3 separate regions of the Homo sapiens genome follow, and all the other regions are linked to region 1. The links are chromatin loops, found by intact Hi-C in ENCODE. Cell type or tissue: endothelial cell of umbilical vein. All regions are shown on one strand.

Region 1 (8,000 bases):
AGTCAAGGATTCTAAAATTGCATTCACCTCCTTTCTTGAGCCCGCTGACCTCAGGTGATGCAAAGCAGATGACTGTCTCAACTTCTTTGCACACACCCAAGCTAAACATTTAACTTGGAAATTCTTATAAGGACATGGCTGCTGGGCCAGGGTAAGCAAACCCAATGGACCAAACCTATGTTTGCTGTTTTTGAAAAGAAATCTTAATTAGAAGGTGGAATGACTGAAAGTTCCCTCCCAGAGGACAGCTGACTAAACGATTCATGAAGAAATAAAAAGAGAGCCTGAAGCAGAGAGATCGCAGATTACTTCTCCTTCTGAACTCTCCACGTGGAAATCCCAGGGTGTTCAGGAAGAACGAATAACTGCACGAGAAGACTTGTGCCAAAGGGAACACAAGCCCTTACATTGTGCTTTCAGCTTCTAATACAAGTGAATAAATCCTGCTGCTATAATTTGATAACTTCTGGGTTTATTTATCATTTCTTCTGCAAATCTCACTTGAATCGCAGTTTTAGAACCTCTGTCATTTGTCGTTAGGACTAATTGCTCCCAGGAAAGGAATCTGGCTTCTGATGGGAAGGCTTGAAGGAAGGGCTTGCTGAGGCTGAGCTGGCAGATGGCTCTCTTTCCCAGGCCTTTGCTTTTGCCAACACACATCGCCAGGCCATGATGGACAGTAGGGAGAGGAGGAAAGGGCTGCTTGCCAGTGTGTGAGGGAGGCTTGACACTATGGCTCCCAGTGCAGGAGGAGCCTTTGGAGAGCCACGATGACCCAGCTCCGGCCACCTTCCTGCTGCCGCATGCTCAGGAGCCATGCACAAGGCCACAGATGTTATGAGGCTAAACTCCTTGGCCCTCTTTAGAATGTGGCTGAGGAATGATACTGGCCACACTGGAGTGGAGAGCTATGGACTTTTTTCTATGGAGGGTGAGCAGAGCAGTTTTATCAATTTGACTGTAATGACCCACACTGAATTAATCTCACCTGAACTAGCAGTGATGTCTTGATTTTCCTGCATCAAGTCCTGAGAAGTGTGAGGAAAATATGGAGAAAACAGAGAATTATATTTTAAGCATAGGCTGCTTTTTTGCAGGTTGTACCTTTGACGCCAATAACCAACATTGTTTCTAGCAAGGTGTGAGTCACAGGCAAAGAAATGTAAGAGTATCTAAGAGGGTGAGTAGGCAAAGACACCATATTGGGGGCATGGGAACAGACCACACACAGTAAGAGACTTGAATGTTTGGTTTTTGTTTGTTTTTTGGTCAGGTCTGCCATTGTGCATGAAAGTTTCAATTTTGCCTAATGTAGGAAAAGAACTCAAATATCTCTTTGTTCTTTATAGATTCTTCTTCAAGTCAGTAACTCTATACAGGAGTCCAGCTTTCTCTAGCCAGCCAACTAAAACAAAACCCTGTAGCGCCTGCCCGGAGCTATCACACATACCCCATCATCCCCTGCACCACATCTCCTGAGAAGCTGCTGAAATGACTTTTTCTGGAAGTCTCTGGGGACTAACAACCAGTCCTAACATCTTGGGCACTGCTTGTGATGGCTACATTTATGTGTCAACTTGGCTGGGCCATGGTGCCCAGATTATTTAGTCAAACATGATTCTGGATGTTTCTGTGAAGGAGTTTGGGAATGAGATTTACATTTAAACGGGTGCACTTTGAATGAAGCAGATTGCCCTCCAAATGCGGCTGGGCCTCATCAAGGTAGTTGAAGGCCTGAATAAAGACTGACCTCCCTGCAGCAAGAAGGAATTCTCACAGCAGATGGCTTTTGCACTTGGACTGCAACTTTTGCCTGGGTCTCCAGCCTGCCTGCCTACCTTGCAGATTTTTAGACTTGCACCTTCAAAATCATGTAAGGTAATTCCTTAAAATGAATCTCTCTCTACCTATCTATCTATAGATATATATGTAGAAAGAGGGAGATTTTTATGTACGTACGTCCTATTGGTTCTGTTCCTCCCAAGAACACTGCCCAAGAGTTTCTGTAAAGATGGCACCTTTGGGGTCAAGAATTAAGATAATACACAAAATCATACACATCATGACACACATATCATGTCATAACATCACGCACATCTGTACACATTTTGTTGAGCATTCTTTCAGATAACTCTATATCGGTGCATATTCTCATTCACACTTACATGTGGACAACTTTGAGAAGGCATCACTATATACAGCTGTTCTATAAGTAGCCTAGTGCATTGAACCACATGTCATGAACACCCCTGATCACAAGATGATTTTTTTTTATTAAATGGCTCCCAAATACCATTATATATTTGAGTTCCATTTTGAAGGACACATAGATTATTTCTAATTTTTAACTATTAAACATAGTTCGGGCTGGGTGCAGTGGCTCACATCTGTAATCCCAGCACTTTGGGAGGCTGAGGCAGGAGGATTGCTAGAGCCCAGGAGTTCGAAGCCAGTCTGGGCAACAAAGTGAAGCTCTCATCTCTACAAAAAAATAATAACTGGGCATCGTGGTGTGCACCTGTGGTTCCAGCTACATGGAAGGCTGAGGCAGAAGGATTGTTTGATCCTGGGAGGTCGAGGCTGCAATGAGTCATGTTTGCACCACTGCCCTTCAGCCTGGGCAACAGAGAGAGATTCTACCCCAAAAATAAATAAATAAAATAAAATACTTCTATGAAAACTAGCTTTTCCTATATGCTTCTTACATCTGGGTGCTTATCTGCTAAAGGGAAATTGCTTGACGTGGGATTGTGAGATCACAGGGCCAAACTATGCAGAAAAAAGAGTATGATGATTTACACATTCACAGATAGTAAAGGAGAATGCCCATCTGCCCACATGCTTTGTAACATTGGAACTTAGGTCTCTGATAAGCTGAGTAAAGCCCAAAGAATACCCAGACAGGGCTGGCTCGGGCAGGGAGCTCCTCTCCTCCCCTCCCTGCCTTCCTTCTTTCACTGTCCACTCTTGCTCTTACTTCAGCCTCCTTGTATCTTTCCTTTTTACCAAATATGCCCCACTCATCCTACCCCAGTGTGTTCAGTTATTCTGTCCCCATCACCTGTCATTGCCCTGCCCTCACCTCTGTCCAGATCTCCTCCCTTCCAGGCCACCCATGTCAAGGAAGGCCCACGGGATGCCTTCTCAGTCACCACTAGTCTCTGCCCACAGCTCTCGGCCTTTTCTCTCCTAGGGTCCCTGGCGTGCTCTGTCTTTATTTAACAATATTTGTATCCTGGGTTTGTTTCCTTCCTGAAAACTCCTGGAGGGCAGAAACTCGTCTCATGGATCTTTATACTCTGCAGCAGCTCCTCCCAGTGCAGGAGAACCAATAAATATTCAATGACCTGTCTTGGCGGATGCCTCTGTCACTAGCAGCCCTACCAGGGAGGCGAGGCACAGAGGGTGTTTGACAGCTTCTCAGCCGCCTTAGCGATATTTTTGGTAGAAAGAGGTGGGAGGTTTGGGTTAGGGAGGGTACGGTTAAATGCTATCTTGGGCAAATGTAAGCTTGTTCTCACTTTCTTTTATTTGCCACCACCATGTAAATCCACATCTCTCCAATCTCTGGATCCCTGGTCTGCCCTGGAGATTTGGTTTGGGTTTGGTTTGTAGTGTGCCCTGAGATTCCAGAACCACTTGAATGGACAGCATTTGGCCTAGGATGGATCCCCATTGACTGGGGTTGTCAAGTATCCCATGGTGCTGGTACACAGTATCCTTCCAGGCATCTTTTTGCAAACCACAAATGAAGGTAACTCGTCAATTCCAGAGGTAAAAGTTGTGCAGATTTATCTATCCATATTGAAGGGACAGGAGAAGAAAACGAGAATTAGTAAATGAAGCAAAATATACTCTATCCTCACCAAAGACATCAAGCTGCAACCAGAACGCTTTCAGTAATGAGAACAATGCAGACACTCCGGAAGCCCCTGCGAAAGTCAAAGCTGACATCAGAAGTCCCGCCTCTCTCTGGGCTCTTGGGGATGGGGTGGGGTGGCTGTTACCTCCTAGTGGAACTGTGGGTTGGCACAGAGGCCCCAGTACTTCATGCAGGGCTATGGTCTCCACCTGCTTACAGTGTTGTCTTCTAGCAAAGATGAGAGAATGAGTTCTAAGTTAATTTTGCACGCCCAGTTCTGCTTTTTGATGGACATGACTATGCAAATACTGCCCCCTAGTGGGGATTTATAATAATGCACCGCATAATCTCAAACTACACAGTTTAATATGTGGAAGGGATATTGGAATTCTGTCCAAACTGCTTGTCTCATCGTTGAGGAAATTGAGGCCCAGATACAAAAAGTGACTGTCCCAAAGTCACAGGCTAAGTGGAAAGCTTAGAACTAAACCTCAATTTCCACCCTGTAATTTGTAACATCTCTGGTCACAATCAATGAAAATATTTTCTCAGAAAACTATGCATTTCTTGGGAGAAAAACACTCTTAGAAAAAGCCACTATCCTTTGTTTTGTTATATTCAGAATTAGGCCTTTGACGATTTTTCAGGGTTTTTGTTTTTTCTGATAAGTAGTTTAAGTACAAAATCTATTAGTGGGTTCATTGTGGTTTTTGCTTTATTCTTTACATGCACAACTAATTTTGAAAGGCGAATCATAGCAAGAAAATATATATATAATTACCTAAAAGATTTAACTTGTGAAAACAACTGTTCTTTAGTGTTTAAAATTTGGGGATACTGTTACTGTCATCTGAAGCAAAAAAAAAGAAGAAAAGTCAGCACTCAGTTACCTTATACATTTTCTTTTGCTTTTTAAATTTATTTCTTATCACATTCAAAAAAGTGGAGAGCAGGGTAGCCCTCAGAACACCTTCCGTCTCTCTCTCGCTTCCCTAACCCAGTTGTGAAGACTTCTCAGGCCTTCAGGTATACAGGGACTGCAGCATTCATTTGGTTCTCTTTTACTGAGACTAACAATCTTTGTTTATTTTACTGATGAATTCAGTCCATTTACTGACACATTTGTGTTAATTTCTACCGTTTTATTTTGCCTCATATTTCTACTGTTTTTCCACTTTTTTTTTTCTTTTTTTTTTTTTTTTTGAGATGGAGTCTTGCTCTGTCTCCCAGGCTGCAGTGCAGTGGCGTGATCTCAGCTCACTGCAATCTCCACCTTCTGGGTCCAAGGGATGCTCCTGCCTCAGCCTCCCGAATAGTTGGGATTACAGGCACATGCCACCATACCCAGCTAATTTTTGTATTTTTAGTAGAGATGGGGTTTTACCATGTTGTCCAGGCTGGTCTCGAACTCCTGACCTTAGGTGATCCGCCAGCCTCGGCCTCCCAAAGTGTTGGGATTACAGGTGTGAGCCACCGCACCTGGCCTGTTTTTCCACTTTTTACCCACTTTTGATTTGTGGTTGTCCCCTTCCCTCCCCCGGCCCCATATCTCTTAATGCAGTTCTGGAAATTGTAGGTTACCAGACACTGCCGGGGCAGATGTCAGCTCCGGTAGATGCTTATTCAAATGCAGTCCCATTTTTATGCAGCTTCTGGAGCAGAAAATACTTCCTTATTTTCCTGTAAGCCATGCTATGCTTAGAAAAGAATGTTTTATTTACTTTTTGTTTGGTTGTTTTGGATCTGGCATTTTAGGTGTGCTGCTATTTTCTCAGAAAGAATACTCTTATTTTTTGCTCTATCTATTCTCTCATTCATTCAGTCACTCATTCAACGAAAATTTATTGAACATCAAATAAGTGCCAATATTGTTTTAAATGGATCATACTGTAGGTCTATTTGTATTCTGCTTTCGTTTGCTTAGGATATTGTGGACACATTTTCTGGTCAATATTTAATTCAATTTAAAATCATTTTCATTAGTTTATATCATTTGTTTTCATTTATATTGATAATACATCTAATTCTCAATTAATAGACACTAAGATTATTGCAAAAAGTACCTATTACAATAAGCCTTGTGATGAACATCATTGTGGGAAAAGCTTTATGCACAGATACAGTTATTTTCACAGGAAACAAAATACGTGGAATTTGTGTCTCAGAGGATAAAATAAAAGGCCAAAGGATGAGAATTTCATATATTTGAATCAGGTACATTTAGTGATCCAGAGCATACTTATCTTATTTGGGATGGGGAGAGACTTTCTAAGAAAAGTTTTAAATAAAACAAAACTAAAGAAAATGTTGAATACTAATGACTACATAAAAATTAAAAATTTCTGTACATAAAAACAAAAATTAAATGGCCCACAATAAAATGGAAATATATTCACAGTGCAGAATAGGGGTTAGCAAGGGTCAAATCCTGCGGCCTCCTGTTTTTAAAATAAAGTTTTACTGCAACACAGCCACACCCATTCATTTGTGTATTGTCTATGCTGCTTTCACACTAGAAAGGCAGTGCTGAGTCGCTGTGATTTGCAAGTACTTTAGTACCTAAAGTATTTACAATGTAGCCAATTACAGAAAAAGTTTTCAACCTCTGCTGTAGATGACAGAAGTTTATTATCCTTCATATATAAAAACTCTTACAATTCAGTAAGAAAGCATACTTAATTGAACAAACATCTACTCAATATCTAGCTCTTTGCTGGGTCCTATTGTTGGGAACAGTAGAAACAAGATAGACAGTCCCTGCCCTCATGGAGCTGATCTTGAAAGGGGATCAGGCAGGTAATAGAAATACATTAACAAGCGAATGCATTTATGTAATGCCACACATTGGTAAATGCTGTGAAGAAGCTTAAAAAAAATGGCAATTAAAAAACTGTGTTGGGCCTGGGACCGGGAATGTCCTTGGCTAGAAGATAGTTTTGTCTGCGGTACTCACCGAAGGCCACTCAGTGGAGTTAACGTTTGAGCTTACAATCCTTACAATCAGGATTACTTTGTAGGGTTAGGAGCAGGTAGTATTAATACCACAAAAAAGTTGGGTGTTGGTATTGTGCTACGTACCCTTCTAGAGTTATATCCATTAATCTAAAATAGTTATACATCTACTGAATGTTGCTAAATGAGAAGAGATCTTCTACAGACTGCTATATAATTTATTTTACTGAAGTATAATTTAATAAATTGAATGACTACAAATTACTTAACAAACCTGCTATGATTGAACAATTTGCTCTGCTTTTCAGTTACTGTCCCCTCACAATGCATGAAAGACTTTGTGTAGCAGAGCCTTACGGTTAATTTTTGACCTAATTATTTCCTTGGGAAAGCTTCCTAGAAGCAGAATTGCTAGATCAAAGAAAATGCACACGTTTAAGACTTTTGAGATACACTGAAAAACCTGAGTTTCAGACAGTGTAGAGTTATTTGCATTTCTTCTAAAAGTGAATAAGATTGCCCATTTCTCCTAGTGCCATGAAGGCATTCACATTATTTTCCATGTGATATGGGCAAATGTTATTTTTCATATTTTAGTTTCCATAATTTTTGTTCAGGTCAAATATTTATATGTTTATTTGAATTCATCTTTGGAGAAACTTCTCTTTAAAGTCTTTACCGATTTGTCCATTGTGTTTTTATATTTTTATTGATTTGAAAGAGCCCTTTACATGTTAAAGACAATAACCTCTTAGCCAGTTTATTTCTCTCTAAATTCTTTTCATGATGGCTTTGATAACAAAATAATTTTTGGTTCAATTAATCTAAACCACTTTTCTTTGTGATTTCTGCCTTTGATGTCATTCATAAATAGACCTTTCCTAATTAGCCTGTATTTTCATCTACTACTTTCATACTTTTATTTTTGAAAGTTAAATCTTAGCATATTTACTATCTAATTTGGTATAACACATAAGCTAGATTCTATGTTCTTTTTTCCCCCAAATGTTTAAGCCAATTGATTCAATGGCATTTACTAAATAATCTTTATTCTTTCTCAGGAATTTGAACTCACACCTTTTTCATCTGCTAGGTTTACATTATGTGCTTGTCTATTTTCTGGATTTTAATTCTATCTATTTCTGTGCTGGTTTCATAGTGGTTAAATTATTTTAACTTCATCTTC
Region 2 (8,000 bases), 660 kb before region 1:
TTTGATTGATGGAATAATTTTGTATTCAGCAACTTAGTATTAAGTTGGCTTTCTTTGTACCATAGCACATTGAAGACTACTATTAAGCCTAAAGTAAACTCATTTCTAGTTGGTTTTATAGGAACTGCTGTTCAGCATGACCTTCCTTTTTTTTTTTTGTTTTGGAGACAGGGTCTCACTCTGTCACCCAGGCTGGAGTACAGTGGCGCAAACATGACTCACTGCCACAGCCTCAACCTCCTAGGCTCAAAGCGCTCCTCCCACCTCAGCCTCCAGGAAGCACAGGCATGCCACCATTCCCTGCTAACTTTTTAATGTTTGTGGAGACGGAGTCTCACCATGTTGCCCAGGTTGGTCTCCAACAGCTTGACCTCTCAAATCCTGGACACTTGGTTGGTTTAACACAATTTGCATTTCAAGTCCTAGCCAGGCGTGCGAGCGTATGCCTATAGTCCCAGCTGCATGGCTGAGGCAGGAGATCGCTTGAGCCCAGGAATTCAAATCTAGCTGTGGGAACATAACAAGACCCTCTATCTAAAAAATAAAAAAAACTGGGGTCCTTGCCCAGTTATCTTGACTGTGTCACAGTGTTTGTTTCCAGCCAACTTCATGTCAACTTTGGATTTGATCATTGTGCCTTCTTTTTTAAGTCACTGATTATAATAGTAAGAGGTGCTAGCAGACTCACTAAGGACAACTTTCCACAGTGGGTTTGACCTGTTAACATCAATTATCTATAAACTTGTAGCTGATCTATCTATATAGTAGCAACCAGCCTACGTTCCCCACTGTGTCTGCAGCATGCTTTATCTCCTATTTGATTGAAGCCCATCTGTATCCTGTCAACCACGTTGGCCTGATTCAGCAGTCTTATAGCTCTGTGACAAAAGGAAGAGGTTAGTGTGACCTGGTGTATAAGAATAAGTACCTACCAATTTATTTGTATGTGTGTTTTTAATTAAAGTTAGTGCATAAGTGTTACCAACAATAACAAATCACAAGGTGAAAGAATGCTCTTTCTCCTTGGAATCCAACTTTATTTCCCATTTTCTTTTACAACCCTTGTCCATAATAGTACATTTTGCATAACTGTAACCTTATGATAGAAATAATGTAATATTTTGCTTTTTAGGTTTATTATTTATTTTATAGGCATGCTTTCATTTGGCTACTTAGAATTCATAATTTTCATTTTAACCTCTGCGTGTAATCTTATCAATAGGATATGATACAGTTTACTTATTATTCTGAAATTGGAAATTTGCATTGTTTCCTGATTGTTTACTGTTAAAGAAAACATTGCTGTGGACAACTATTCCCTTTCCTAAATTCTGAAAAAAACAACATACCTTTAATCACCAAACTTCTAGCTTTCAAGACTGTAGAATGTACAGGTTAATCTTAATATTATGGAAGAAGAAAATGTATATATGAGAATCCATAGGGCCATAAAAGAACAGATAATGTTCACCCAAATGGTAAAGAGACTTTTTTGAGCTTGGGTATTAGAGAAGACTTCATGGAACAAGTAATTTTTGAATGGGCCTTGAATGATGAAAAGGATTTGAATATAGGGTTGGACTAAGAGTATTCTAGGTTAAAGAAACTGTGAGCTTAGAGTTGGCAAAACCTCAAATGGTTTTGCCTGTGGACAGTGAGTGATATACCTTGGCTTGGAGAGGCTGTGCCCTGTGTACTCCAGAATCTGGCAGTTAGAGAAGCTGAAGGGGTGGGTTACTGCCTTGAATACAGGCTGAGATATTTATAGTGTAGTCATTAACAGTTGAGCACTGATCAATACTGTTTTAATTGATTAATCTTTTTGTTGCTGGTTTTTTCCTTGATGAATTCCTCTTCCCTGGTTCCTTTCATACAGTAGGGTACTCTGGTACCTCCTTCTGTCAATTCCTTCCTGCCTCCATCCCTCCCTCCCACAGGGTCCTGCCCAGTCACCCAGGCTGGAGTACAGTGGCACAATCATAGTCCACTGCAGCCTCCAACTCCTGAGCTCAGATGATCCTCCTGCCTTAGTCCCCCAAGTAGCTAGGACTGCAGTTGCACACCACTACACCTGGCTAATTTTTAAATTTTTTTAGAGACAGGGTCTTGTTTTGTTACCTAGGCTGGTCTCAAGCGTTCCTCCCACCTCTGCCTCCCAAAGTGCTAGTATTACAGTGATGAGCCGCTGTACTCAACCAACTCTGATCTTTATTTAAGTGACTGAACAAACAAGTGATCATGATGGAACAGATATCCAGTGGAAAGGGTATGAAAGTATTTGCAGTCAAGAGCCACATGATCAGAAATTCTTATTGATATGGCTGTGTTAATTTCTCAGTGATGACAATGGCACATTTAGGGTCTTTGAATGCATCCAAGCATTGAACACACCTATCATGAGAACCAAGTGTGTTTGGAAGGTTTTATAATAGTATTTTCCTATGCTTGGTGATCCATAACTATGCCCCAGTATCAACATATAGTTTTCATGGAATTAAAATTGAATGGATCAAAATTACATGTTAACTATATTCAGTTTCAATTACAATTATTGATCTAAGCCTGCTGGCATGACCCATGCAGCAGCAGTCAGGCAGCTTGTCCCCACTGGCCCCTTATTCGTGGTCTGTTTGCCCCACTTTCCTCATTCTTTTTTGCCCCTATTGTTTTATTGTTTTGTATTTACTTCCATAAACTACCTTCAAACGTTTCTTTTTTGTTTTTTTTTTTTTGGTTTTTTTTTTTGGAGACCGAGTCTCACTCTATTGCCCAGGTTGGAGTGCAGTGGCACGATCTCAGCTCACTGCAATCTCCACCTCCCAAGTTCTCCTCCAAGCGATTCTCCTGCCTCAGCCTCTGGAGTAGCTGGGATTATAGGCACACAGCACCATGCCCAACTAATTTTTGTAGTGTTAGTGGCGATGTGGAGACCATATTGGCCAGGCTGGTCTTGAACTCTTGACCTCAAGTGATCTGCCTGCCTTGGCCTCCCAGAGTGCTGGGATTATAGGCGTGAGCCACCGCTCTCCTGGCCCTTAAAACATTTCTGCGAATGAGATAGGGGAGTAAAGATTACTAGTTCACACATGTTAGGTGTTATGGTAAGATTTCTTTTCTATATATCTCAGACAAATAATATATAACTAAAAGGGATCACTAATGAAAATAATAATCATTCTGCTGTTTTGGGACCTTTTCAGACTATACTTGAAGTATTGTTTTTCATTTCCGGGTACCAAATACCAAGAGGGATGTAAATAAATCATAGTAGTTCAAGTAGGAGAGTGGCCACGATAAAACAGGAAATACAGGTCTAGTCACAGCAAGATTGGCCTGGAAAAGTGAACATGAGACAGCTGTCTTTGAGTAGCTTACAGGGTAATTTGTGGGAGAGGGATTAAACTTGTCCCATGTGATAAAAACTAGGACTGATGGTCAGAAACTTCAGGGGAACATATTTGGGACTCAAGAATTGTCAGCTGTTACAGTTATCCAAAGATGGAATGGGCTACCCTGGGAGAAAATGAGTTTTAGAGTATACAAGGAGAGCTTAAACAGCTACTTTAGTAGAACTTCTTGACCCTCAAGTTTCCTTTTACCCCACTGTTGTGTGATTCTGTAACTATGAGGTTTCTGGTATGAATGACGGGGGAAATAGTTGGAATGGGGAGAATGGAATTGCCTTTTGAAGTAGATAATATATTCTTAGACATGTTAAATTTGAAAGGAAGTTGGCTTCCACAGCAGAGATGCCCTGGCATCCATTGTAAAGTGGTATTGGAGATCCAAGGAGAGGCCTGGCTTAGAGATGGCCTTAGGAGTCCCAAGCATAAAATTAGTTAATTTAAACCACACAAATTATAAATTAGTTGTCTCGCTGAGTGGAGAGTTTGTTCAAAGAGTATGAAGCCTCAAAGAATACTCATAAGAAGAAGTTCAGGAGATACTGAAATAAAGAGAATGATGGTCAGAAGGCCAGGAGTGTAAGGAGAATAATACTAAGATTGGAGACAGTAGGCAGAGTAGACATTAATCAGTAGCTTCAAATACCACAGAGAAATCACAGAGAATGAAAATTGGGGGAAAAAAGCATTTAGGTTAGGAACATGAAAATTATTGTGAAATTTCAAGGAAGCAGTTTCCTGAAGCAACCAGGAGAGCTAGATGTTAAAGAAAGAGCACATAGTGAAGAAATGAGAAGCTACCTGTTTAAGATGTGAGGAAGCAAGGAAGGAGAGAATGTAGTAGCTAGCTGGGGAAGTAGACAAGAGGAAAGGGGGTGCCTTTCATTACGAATGGAGTGTTAATTTGTTTTTAAGCTAAACCTAAACATGGTGAAGGCTCATCAGAGATTTTAGTTTAGGTTTTTTCCTTGAGGCGTTGTGACACAATAGATTTTCTGCCATTTGTTTCCTATTTCCGTTCCTAATAACCGCCACTAGGGGGAAATCTGAATCAGAGAGAAAAGTTTGGAAGTCAGACATTTTGGCTTTGTGTCGTCAGTTTCTAGTTTAAAAAATAAATAAATAAAGGTAAGTGGGTAGCAGACACTCCAGACTCATCACCTTGGCAGTTAGGAGAGAAGGGTCCAGGACTCAATGGTGGTCAAAGGATACTTTAGCCCTGCTTAGCAGCAGTGTTGTAAATGTTTAAGGATAATATATGCAATAGATCACTTATGTAACTAAAATTATTTTTTAGGCAGCAGGTGAAAGAGAAGGCTTTAAAGAGAGTATCTGCTGGTTACAGCAAGTCCTTCATGATTGTCTGTGATTTTCAATGTATCTCTATTCTTTGCAGGGTCTGTTCTCCTTACTAGTTGAAAGGATACATTGCATACCCAGAGACACTCATACAGAACACCAGTCAGAGGGGAAGATGTTTCCCTCCTGAGTGTGAGGCAGAATTGTGCCTAAAGATGAATTGAAAGAGTCATCCAAGAGAATTTGCTAGTGGAATTCTTGTGCTGTGGCACTAGAAATTGTTACCAGACCTTAAAGATTCCAAACCTATCAGTTTTCAGGGGAATAAAACACTTAATACTCATACCACTTAAATATTACCAGTTTAAGAAAACTATGAACAAATATATATGTGTGTGGTTTTAATTTTTGGTATAAAAATGCCAGTTGCTTGCCTACTAAGCCCAAATAGCCTATGCCATCTTAATTATCATTGCCATGTCAATAAGGTCTCAAAATTATTCAAATATTTTAATATTTATGAAGCCCAGTCACTCATCTCATTGGATTTCAGACCCAAAGATAGCTTATAGGTGAAACTGCATTGAAAGGTCCTTTTACAAATCTTCTTCTCATGCTGTTTTGTGGAGTTTGTCTATGAGCAGTGTAGTTTGGGGTGATTTAACTTTTTGTTATTTTTTGTTTCCAATTTTTCTATAAATCTCATGCTTTTTAAATAAACACTTAAAAAGTGTTCCTTGCTTTTGTAAATCAACATTATTGAGAACAAATTTAATCATTTATGGATTGTTACAGAGTATATGGGTAATCATGTCTTGGTGTGGCTCAAGCCATATGATTGATCCATGATTTTAAAAGATTTATGGTTTTACAGGTCGAGTCTATGCTGTCTTGTCAAAGAGAGAAGGTCGGGTACTTCAAGAAGAAATGAAAGAAGGGACAGACATGTTCATCATCAAGGCTGTGCTGCCTGTTGCTGAAAGCTTTGGTTTTGCTGATGAAATCAGGAAGAGGACAAGTGGCCTGGCCAGCCCACAACTAGTATTCAGCCATTGGGAGGTAAAAATCCAAGTTCCCATTCATTCCTTCCTTCTCATCTATGGATACATTCCCTACAGAGGAGGCCAAGAGTAGCAAACAACACAGATCATGCCATTTGGCCTTCCTATGGCTCAACTCAGTCAAATGGACAGGAGAAAGCAAATGGCTTTTTCATCCAGATTGAATGAGCCTGAGATCATCTGTGGTTTATAATAAACACACACACACACACACACACACACACATACACTCTCTCTCTCTCTCTCTCATTTGTCCTTTTTATTCAATATAAAATTTAAGATGCTGAAAATTTAATCCTTTTTTCATCCAAATATATATTTTAGATTTTTAAAAGAAAATCACAGACCTTTTGAATGTGAAATTTTAAGAATATTTTCTTCTAGGGGAAAAAAAAATATCTCCAGTAATTAGAGGGGAACAGTTACACTTCTTGCAAGGGGTAGCTTTAAATTATTATGTACTGTATATTCTTCAGTCCCCATTATGGAGATTCAAGGTTTCTGTGGCTTTCAGGTGTTGTGGAATGAGAATGGAACGAAATGGCTACTCAGAACCCTTCATTGTCAGTGTAGGTAAAGGTAGGTGAAAAGGCAAACCTTATCTGTAATCAGAAAGGAAAACTTAACAGATCCACATTGCTGAGGGAGGAGAGAAGGAAAGATTGTGAACACATTGTTAAGTTAGAGAAAAAAGAATAACAAGTGGCAAAGATAAGGTCAGACCAGCTGTCCTGAACATATCTGTAAAGGAAAAGTAGACATTAACCAGCTAAGAAGAAGGACACTCAATCAGAAGGTGCCGCATGAGAAAAGGCTGGTAAAAACAAACTGCAGGGCATGTGCAAAAAACAATTTACTTTTCAAGAAAAAGCCTAAGGTCAGGAATCAAATTGTAAACTCAAGGATATAAGTAGAAAGATTGTTTTAAGAAAGCAGTTTTTGTTGTTATTGTTTACAGGGAATTGAAATAACTTCACATTATTCCCTTTTACCATGGAGGCTTGTAAGGTAATGGAAGAACCATTGACTTTGGAGTCAGAGAGTCCTGGTTTCAAATATTCTTCTATTTATTTGGACAAATCATGGACCCTCCCTGAGTTTTCTTCACCCCTAGGTCAAATATCTAACCTAGTTCCTGACATTGTGGCTGACCAGCCCTTGCTGATGCGAAGATTGTTTCCTTGTGGTTCGTTCTCTGAGTCTACACCACATTCATTTTGGCTTGCTCTCAGCGGTGTGGCATTCATTGCACAGGGCTTCACACAGATAATCCATGGTTTTTTTTTCTTAAACTCTATTTCAGCAGAACTCATGATTTAGCTTCAATGCTAAGCTGTTATCTTTCTCACTTTCTTTAGCCTAATGGGTCCATTTTTCCAGAACACTTTAAGAAGAGTTTAAATTTAGAAGAGAATGGAAAATGAGAATAATTGAGGGAGAATTTTCTTTTTAAAATGAAATTTATAATCAAGTGAATCAGTGAAGTAAAGAAGGGTGGCACTTCAGAAAAATTGACTTTGGACAGGGCAAATTTGATTTTAATTCAGCAAGTTCATATCATCTAAATTGATGCAAGTGAAGTTGCTAGCCCAGAGCACACCATTGTGTCTGCTTTTCCTTTAAAAAAAAAAAAAAATCACATTCTTAATGCTTGACAGAACCAAGGTTAATGCTATGATTTAGGTTACGTTTTTTTGGTCAGTACAAACTCTAGGTTTTAACAGTAATTTACTATGAATCTTTTCTTGACTTTTGCATATTTCTCTGAAAACTTAATGGTGTTTTGATGGCTTTGCTGGCTTATATCTGATGCGATATTGCTGAATTTCATTATGTAGAAAACAGTACCCCCCAAACATTTATTTTTTAATTCCTGTGCTTGTGGGTAGTAATTTCTCATTTATCCAAAATTCTAGCTTTTTAGTTTTGGTTTTGGTTTTTGGCATTCAACTTTTACATAAGAACACAAACCAAGTAAGAAATATAAGGGATGGGTTTTAAAAGGCAGTGCCTGAAAAATAGAACTATGTCTGTAGTGCAAATGTATTACTGATGGTTCTAATGAAAAAATCATTACAGCATCCTCTACCACAGGTTTTAGTGACCAGATGTGTGATTACAGAGCAATACAGCTAAATGATATTTAGAACCAGAGAGATTCAGTCCACTTCAACCTAATGACCTTGAGACGAAGAATGCTTTCTTCATTGGCGTTACTGTTGCTGCAAACTGCCTT
Region 3 (8,000 bases), 50 kb before region 1:
TAGCTAAAAGTCTTGAACGGACACTTCACACAGGAAGATATTAGAATGGCCAATAAGCACATGAAAAAATGCTCATCATCAATAGACATCAGGGAAATTCAAATTAAAACCACTATGAGATACCACTGCACATTTGTTAGAATGGCTATTAACACCAGAATGTCTGTAATGAAAAAGGTAGAAACTCCTTAGTGTTGGTGATGATGTGGAACAACTGGAATTCTCATACGTCTGGTGGGAATATAAATTGCAACCATTTGGAAAACTGTTTGGCAATTGCTATTTAGGCTGAACAATTGCATTCTGTATGACCCAGAAATTCCACTCCTAGGAATAGACCCAACATAAATTTATGTTCTGTATAAAGCCAAAGAAAGACATATATGAAAATGTTCATAGCAGCATTACATGTAAGAGCCAAAAGCTGGAAACTACTTAATGCTTATTAATAGTATAATGGATAAGTAAGATGTGATATATGTATATTCTGGAATCAATCAGTCAAATGCTATATGCCACATGGATTTCATGAACATAATCATATCTAATCCAGAAAAAAATACATTCTGTATGATGCCATTCATAAAAATTTCAAAAACTGACAAAATTAATATATAGTGATAGATGTTAGAATATTGGTTATCTTTGGGTAAGAGATAATGACAGGAAAAGGGAGAAAGAGACTCCTGGGATGCTGATAATATGATAGTATTATATCATTTCATGGGTGTGTTCACTTTATAAAAATTCATCAGGCTGTACACTTCTGATTTTTGCATTTTCATGTATTAATTATATTTCAATTAAAAATACAAAAAAATCACAATGCAAAGCACCAATTGATGCCTTGTCAATTTTCAAAATATATAAAAAAATTTGTGAGATTTTGGTGGCATTTCATACTCTTACATATTACCAGTAGCAGTACAAATGTCTATGAGTTTTGAAATGTAATTTTTTAATAAAGCAAAATCAAATTCTAATCAGGGTCTACTACATCCTAGTTATCAGATTGTATGCTTTCATATTCAATCACACTTTATCATTGCAACAGGTACTATCAAGGACTAGTAAACAGGTAAGCTGGAATTCTCACCAGCTTAAAGTACTGCTATAACTAGAGATTCCTCAGAGAGAGTAATAATACTCATGAAAATTTATCCCAAGGAGGATGTGGGAATGGGGAGCTGTCAATATGAGAAGAGATCGATGCAAGAAGACCTGCATTACTGCTTGATTTGTAATACAGAAAACTGAAAACCTAAAACCGAATAAAAGCATATGTTGGCCAGTTGCAATGGCTCACACCTTTAATCCCAGCACTTTGGGAGGCCTCAGCTGGATGATTGCTTGAGCCCAAGAGTTCAAGACTAGCCTGGGGAACACGGTGAAACCCGTCTCCACAAAAAAATTAAAAAATTAGCCAGGCGTGGTGGTGTGTCTGCAGTCCCAGCTACTCAGGAGGCTTAGGCAGGAGAATTGCTTGAGCCCTGGGGGTGGAGGCTACAGTGAGCCATGATTGCACCACTGCACTCCAGCCTGGGTGATAGAATGAGACCCTATCTAAAAAAATAAGTACATAAAAAAAGAATATGCTTCAATAAATGATGTTTCTCAATGGTATATTATACAGATATTACGTAGCCTTTAGAACGGTTATTATGATTTTTCATACAAGTTGGCTTTTTTAGAAGTGCATATAGGAGATATTGTTGAATGAATGCATTTTCCAACAACGCAGAAAATGTTTAGAATAGAATATTAAGTGAAAGGCAAAAAACTTTTGTTGAAACTAAAACTATGTAAAAGTTATGTGCATGTATGTGAAAATATGGTGAAGAAATTCCCTGACATGGAAAAGGGTGATGTATTATGATGAGTGCTTAGGGGAAATTTTCTTATATTTTTTCTCTTCTTTTATTGCTGTTGAAATGGTGTTTGTGCAGTATATGAAAATGTAAAACTAAGACTCCAACTGGTAAGAATGAGTAGCTCAGTTTATCAGGGGTAAGGCGGTTCTTTTCAGGACGTTTAATTTAATGGGGGAATATTGGGTTTAATAGAATCACAAATGACTTAGAGAATAAAAGAATCCTTGGAGAACCAGAAATAGTCAGTGGTTCTTCCAGCGTTTTCTAGTGGATTGTTGGCAGTCAGGGCTAGAACATAGCTATTTTGACTACAATTAAATGAATTTAAAAATTGAACAGTTTAAACAATAATGATACTGAAAAATAAGGACAAAGCAACAACTCAACAAAAGCAAAAATTGGCCAGGGATAAATCATAAAATTGATGAGCCACATCACAATTATTTTATGACTGACTTATTGTATTTATAGTAAGACTCCTCCCGCATTCTTGTCATTCTTAATCATTTTCCACTATGTATACATGTGTTGTTTAAGGAGACTCTGACAAACTACTACCATGATTTGCTCAAATGTTTAATTTAGTGTCTATCTGATTCTTCAAGTTCAGAAAATGTTCACTGTACAATACTCTTTTCCCTCATCTTGGCCTTTATTTATTTTATTATTTAAACTCAAACAGGAGGCATCATTTTATCAGAGTTACCAACAAAATTATTTCCACTTGCTTTGGTTCCTGTGTATTAAAGAAAAAAAAGCCATCTCCTTCCTCCTCCCTGTCTGCATTTATGTTTAACGAGAATAGGAGATGCTAAAAAATAATATGGATTATTAAGGACATCATTTTAATTTATAGTAGCAGTTACTCTTTGCAGGATGAAAAGGAAGTTGGTGCGAACCCTCATTAGAAAAGCAGTGGACATACTGAAAGAAAGTTTCAGGGTGTTTTTAAAGGGGTGATTAAAAGTTAGATTTCCATGCTCTGTGCCAGTGGGCACTGAGGGAGGAGGGTGGGCTAAGGGCGTACAGTGGCTAGAGAGACCATTAAATTGGTATTAAACACTTTTCCATATGAAGGAAGTGTCCTCCTGCCAAAAGCCAGAAGCTGAGAGATCAATTTCCATGCAAATGCTGCTGCGAGAGAGCTGGGTAAACTTGGAGAGATTAAGAGGTCACTGGGGTGAGGACCCAGGACGCTGAGCACGTCTGGCTTCACTTCCTTGCAGACTCGTGGAACTTGGCACAGAGCAGCGGGATGAAGGGCCTATATAAACACACAACCCCACTGACTATTTTTTTCCATAGAATTAACTCAACCCGAAATATATTACAAAAATAGAACAAAGCTGGCTTCCATCAGTTTTCATCGCACCAGCCCATAAAGGATTTCTTGTACCTTGTCCAAAGCAAAGTGGGGGAATGACAGCTCAGGGCCCAGCCTTCTCAGCGGTGGTTTCCTCTGCTGACCACCGCCTGACCTCCTTCCAGAGCTGTGCTGCAACAAAAACCCCATTGAGTGAAATGCAGCCCATATGGAGCAGGAGGGTCTCCCAGACTGACTTCCTCTACTAAAATCCTCAAAGCGATTCATTTGCAAAATCTTCCTAATAAGTACCACGTGGATTCCTGGATACCTCTGGGATCTTGGTAAGAATTTCCTTGTGGTGCTCAGACCCTGACTTGTCTTAACTAACCCTACCTACGTAGCAGGGGCATCAGCCTTAAAAAGCAACCTTGGGCTGTTTGAAATAAAGAATGTTACAAACATTTAGAAGTCCTTTAAAAATTGGCCCCCAGCCCCTTTCACATTTATAGTCCTGGTAAGTGCATTATGTTTAGTGTGAAACGTATAGGCTTTGGAATCAGACAGACTTGGACAATTCCATTAATTATTGCATGGTGACCTTAAACAAGTTATGTAAACTCTTCTGGCCTCAGTTTCTCTAGTAGAAGAATGAGAATAATATCTGCTTATTTGTTAAGAAAATTAAATGAAAGAAATAAGTCTGTCTTGGCACATTAGAATTCAATAAATCTGAGCTTCCTTTTCTTCTCCCTCCCACACAGACTCTGACCTGAATTTAACATACGAGTGTCCAGTATATCTGGTAAGATTAGAAAGTGGCGGGGTCATCTTTTGGGGATTATAAATAATGATCTGAAACTGTGGCCAAAAATTCCTTACAGAATAGCATTGTAAAATATCTTTGGCCTAAGGCTACGTGATCAACCCCCAACTGTCTTTGTTTCAGGTTCTTTAAACATTCAGGCAGACTTTGAGAGTGCTGATGGGGGAAGGTTAACTGGAAAAAGCCAAAGTGAAACCATGATGTACTAAAACCAGGGAAATGCATAGAAAAGAGAGACACTGGTAGTATAATAAAATAATTTACTTCCACACAGAGCTCTACCCAGAATCACATTGAACTCTACCCAGAATCTGTTGTCTTCTCACAAAAGACAGAGTGGTTTTACAGCCACATAAAATCCCTGCTGCCACCAGAACACAGCTCAGAGGGAGATAAAGTACGAATTAAAGAGCACACAGATCAGAGCAAAGACATAGCCCAGGTAGAGGAGGCCTGTCTATGTTAAATAGGTATCTAGCATTTATTTTGAAGTGTGCACAAAGCAAACCCTAGGGTTTGCAGAAGTCACTGAAGTGTCTGGCTGAAAAATGGGATGCCCAGAAATAAGCAGTTTGTGATGGGTCTGCACTTTATGAGGATAAATCTTGGGCTACTGACAGCAGAGAAGCTAAGTCATTTTTGTTTACTTGTTTGTTTGTTTTGAAATGCCAAAAGTGACCATTTCAATGACAATAGGAAAATGAATTTTAGGGAAACAAAAGGCATTCCAGAAATAATGCAAAATTAAAAGGAGTGCAGAAGGACAGGACTTAGTCTGGGCCAGAACAAAAACATTTATCTCAGCCACATCTGGATCAGGAATTTGCCAGCTCCCTAGGGACAATGAGTTGAGAGTTAATACCAGAAATGTATCTTATGTTATTTGTAGTCTGTAATTGTTGAAATGTATGCTGTAATTAACTCTTCCAATAAACTGTGTATATAGTTCAGTCTATAATAAGGGTGCTGTCATCCTCACCTAAGTTTTATAGTATTCTAATGCAAAGAACCCCTTCAGGAATTGTTTAAGATCTTTATCTGAAGTCAGGAGGCATAAGAAATCATTGAAGTCAGAATCGTTGCGTTAAGAGTTGGAGACAGATCCTTAGACATATTAAGCTTGCATCATGGGAATGTGAACCACACTGTCCATAAAGCCTCAAAATACCCCCAAGAAATAGGATCTTCTTGAGTGTATTATTTTAGAAGAAAAACTACTGTTTTAAAAGGCAGTATGTCGGAGTCTTTCTATGTGTACAGTTAGATGGATAAAATCAGTGATGTAACAAAATGGAAAGACGAAGACTGGAAGATCGGTGGGCCTGTGAGAATGATAGTGACCACATCTTTCATTGCAGGGAGTCGATCCACATCAACTAAAATTGAAATATGCAATTTAAAATAAAATGACTCCAACCATTGTTCAAAGGGTGAAGATGGGATTAGGAGATAACCTGCGCTACAACTCCAAACAAGGATCTTATGTTCCTTTATTTGATCATCATTTTGGCACATTCATGACTTTAAATCGACCATGTCTCTCTCTCTCTTCCGCCTGCTTACTGTTGGTGGATTTCTTATTGGAACAAATTCACATTTGTTTTATTATTAAGTGTTAAGAGAGTCTTTTACTTAATTTAGGTTTATTCCATCATCTTATCTTGGAGCTCACCAGTTTTTTGTTTTTAATTGTTTTATATATTGGACTATAGTTTGAGCCACATGTGTTGAGTAATATGTTGAGCTAAACTCTCCTACCCTATGCATCAGGGATATCACTGGAGCTCTATGCATTAGCCAAAGGTTATGAGCCTTGTTCACCAAGACTACGGTCCATGAAGGAGGCCAACCTGGTAGAGATGATCCCTGTGAGATAATGGAACATTCACTCAATAAATCCCAGGTAAGCAAAAGGCAACTGGCTCACCCAGGCTTCAGTTGTAGCCCACATGTCTTGTATTCTACTTCTGCATGAAGCTGCTTGCTGAACTGAAGAGATAACTTCTCTTGATAGGCCATACTTCTTTTAATAAAACTTATTCGGGACAATTTAGATTTTAATTCCAATATCCCACATCCAAATTATACATTCTAAGTTTATGCTTATAACCACAAGCTTCTCAAGACATAAACAACAAACAAAACAAAAAAATAACAGTAAAATTCAAACATCAACCACCTCCCCTATGTCCTGCAAAGCTGTGAAACCAATCGTTCAAGTTTTATTTAGGAAAAGTTCTGAACGACAGTAATACTATAGTTCTACTCTAGTTTAAGAAATAGATTTGACTTGTATTTCATTAATTGCTTAAAAACTGTTAGGGGATATTAGAAAAAAAGTGAAAGACTGAGAAATTTCCCTAGACCTTAGGGAAAAAAGAAAAGGACAATTTATTATTATTATTATTATTGCAAAGGTTGCAATTGGGATTTTTAAAATTTTATTTTAAGTTCTGGGATACATGTGCAGGACATGTAGGTTTGTTACATAGGTAAACATCTGCCATGGTGGCTTGCTACACCTATCAACCCATCACCTAGGTATTAAGCCCCACATGCATTAACTATTTATCCTTATGCCCTCCACCCCTGCTCCCCACAACAGACCCCAGTGTGTATTTTTTCCCCTCCTTGGTCCATGCGTTCTCATTGTTTAGCTCCCACTTATAAGTGAGAACATGCAGTGCTCGGTTCTCTGTTCTTGTGTTAGTTTGCTGAGGATAATGACTTCCAGCTCTATCTATGTCCTTGCAAAGGACATTATCTCATTCCTTTTTATGGCTGCATAGTATTCCACGGTGTATATGTACCACATTTTCTTTATCCAGTCTATCATTGATGGGCATTTGGGTTGGTTCCATGCCTTTGCTATTGTAAATAGTGCTGCAATAAACATATGCATGCATGTATTTTTATAATAGAATGATTTATATTCCTTTGGGTATATATGCAGTAATATATATCCAAAGGAATTGCTGGGATTGCTGGGTCAAATGGTATTTCTGGTTCTAGATCTTTCAGGAATTGCCACACTGTCTTCCTCAATAGTTGAACTTTACATTCCCACCAACAGTGTAAAAGCGTTCGTTCCTTTTTCTCCATGACCTCGCAAGCATCTGTTGTTTCTTCACTTTTTAATAATTGCTATTCTGACTGGTGTGAAATGGTGTCTCATTGTGGTTTTGGTTTGCATTTCTCTAATGATCGTGATGTTGAGAAGAAGGAAAATTTAAACGACGATGAAGCAAAAGAAAAGGAATTGTCACTCACGGCTGGTGGGCTGAGTACAAGTTGATGTAACTTTTGGGGAGGGAAATTTAGTAATAACTAAGAAAATTGAAAATGCATATATCCTTGGACCTGGAAGTTCTACATCTAGAAATATGAATTATTCTCACAAATAAGTGCATAAGAATAAATATACAAAGATGATAATTGCAGCATTATTTGTAACATCCAAAACCTGGAAGCCATCCAAGTCTCTACAAATAACAGTGTGCTTTGGATCACACTATATACTCACATTATGGACTATTATTCAACTGTTACAAAGAAACAAATACAGAAATAAAAATATCTCTAGGAAAGAAATTATCATGAAACACAAATAAATAACAATATTTTATATAGATGATCCCATTTATGAAAAATGTAAGACAAGTGTGAAATGATAAGAACATTGATAATAATTGGCATTTAAGAGTTATGATAACCCCGGGCTGTTCTCAGTACTTTATATGAATTCCCTCCTTCAATCCTTACAAAGACCCCACAAGGAAGCTGCTATTTTTATCATTGTTTTGCAGATAAGAAAAATCAAGCACAGAGATAGAGTAACTTGTTCAAGATCACACAGCCACTAAGTGAAAAAGAGGGTCCTCAAAGTATCCACTCAACTGTGAGGGAAGGAAAATAAGGAAATAAAGATAGAACTTCATTTATTTTATATTATTTAATTTTTTGATGAGAGCAAGTATTTACTTGTTATCTAATAAAATAT

What was found. Hi-C counts contacts between places; a loop is a spot of excess contacts. Peaks named below come from ENCODE experiments on the same cell type or tissue, not always from the same donor. Only the 100,000 strongest peaks of a DNase experiment are listed, where the experiment ranks them.
Region 2: a loop joins it to region 1, with 4 times the contacts of the local background. A loop is called at or near these places in 40 of 110 quality-filtered maps.
Region 3: it touches region 1 in a loop (2.8-fold over the local background); 2 of 110 quality-filtered maps call a loop at or near these places.

What each region holds. Positions count from the first base shown.
Region 1 is chr15:81,476,931-81,484,930 of GRCh38, reverse strand. No RefSeq gene overlaps it. Among named protein-coding and RNA genes, the nearest start is that of TMC3, 110 kb to the right of the region's middle. In endothelial cell of umbilical vein, a CTCF peak has its summit at 4,184 (motif pointing left); a DNase peak (open chromatin) is centred at 4,180.
Region 2 is chr15:82,136,420-82,144,419 of GRCh38, reverse strand. It overlaps EFL1 (elongation factor like GTPase 1), which reads left to right. Exons shown (of 20, transcript NM_024580.6): 19 at 5,578-5,762. Among named protein-coding and RNA genes, the nearest start is that of LINC01583, 52 kb to the right of the region's middle. In endothelial cell of umbilical vein, a CTCF peak has its summit at 4,438 (motif pointing right); a DNase peak (open chromatin) is centred at 4,449; H3K27ac peaks cover 338 bases.
Region 3 is chr15:81,526,574-81,534,573 of GRCh38, reverse strand. No RefSeq gene overlaps it. Among named protein-coding and RNA genes, the nearest start is that of TMC3, 160 kb to the right of the region's middle. In endothelial cell of umbilical vein, no CTCF peak of the experiment used is centred here; DNase peaks (open chromatin) are centred at 2,453 and 3,073; H3K27ac peaks cover 1,953 bases.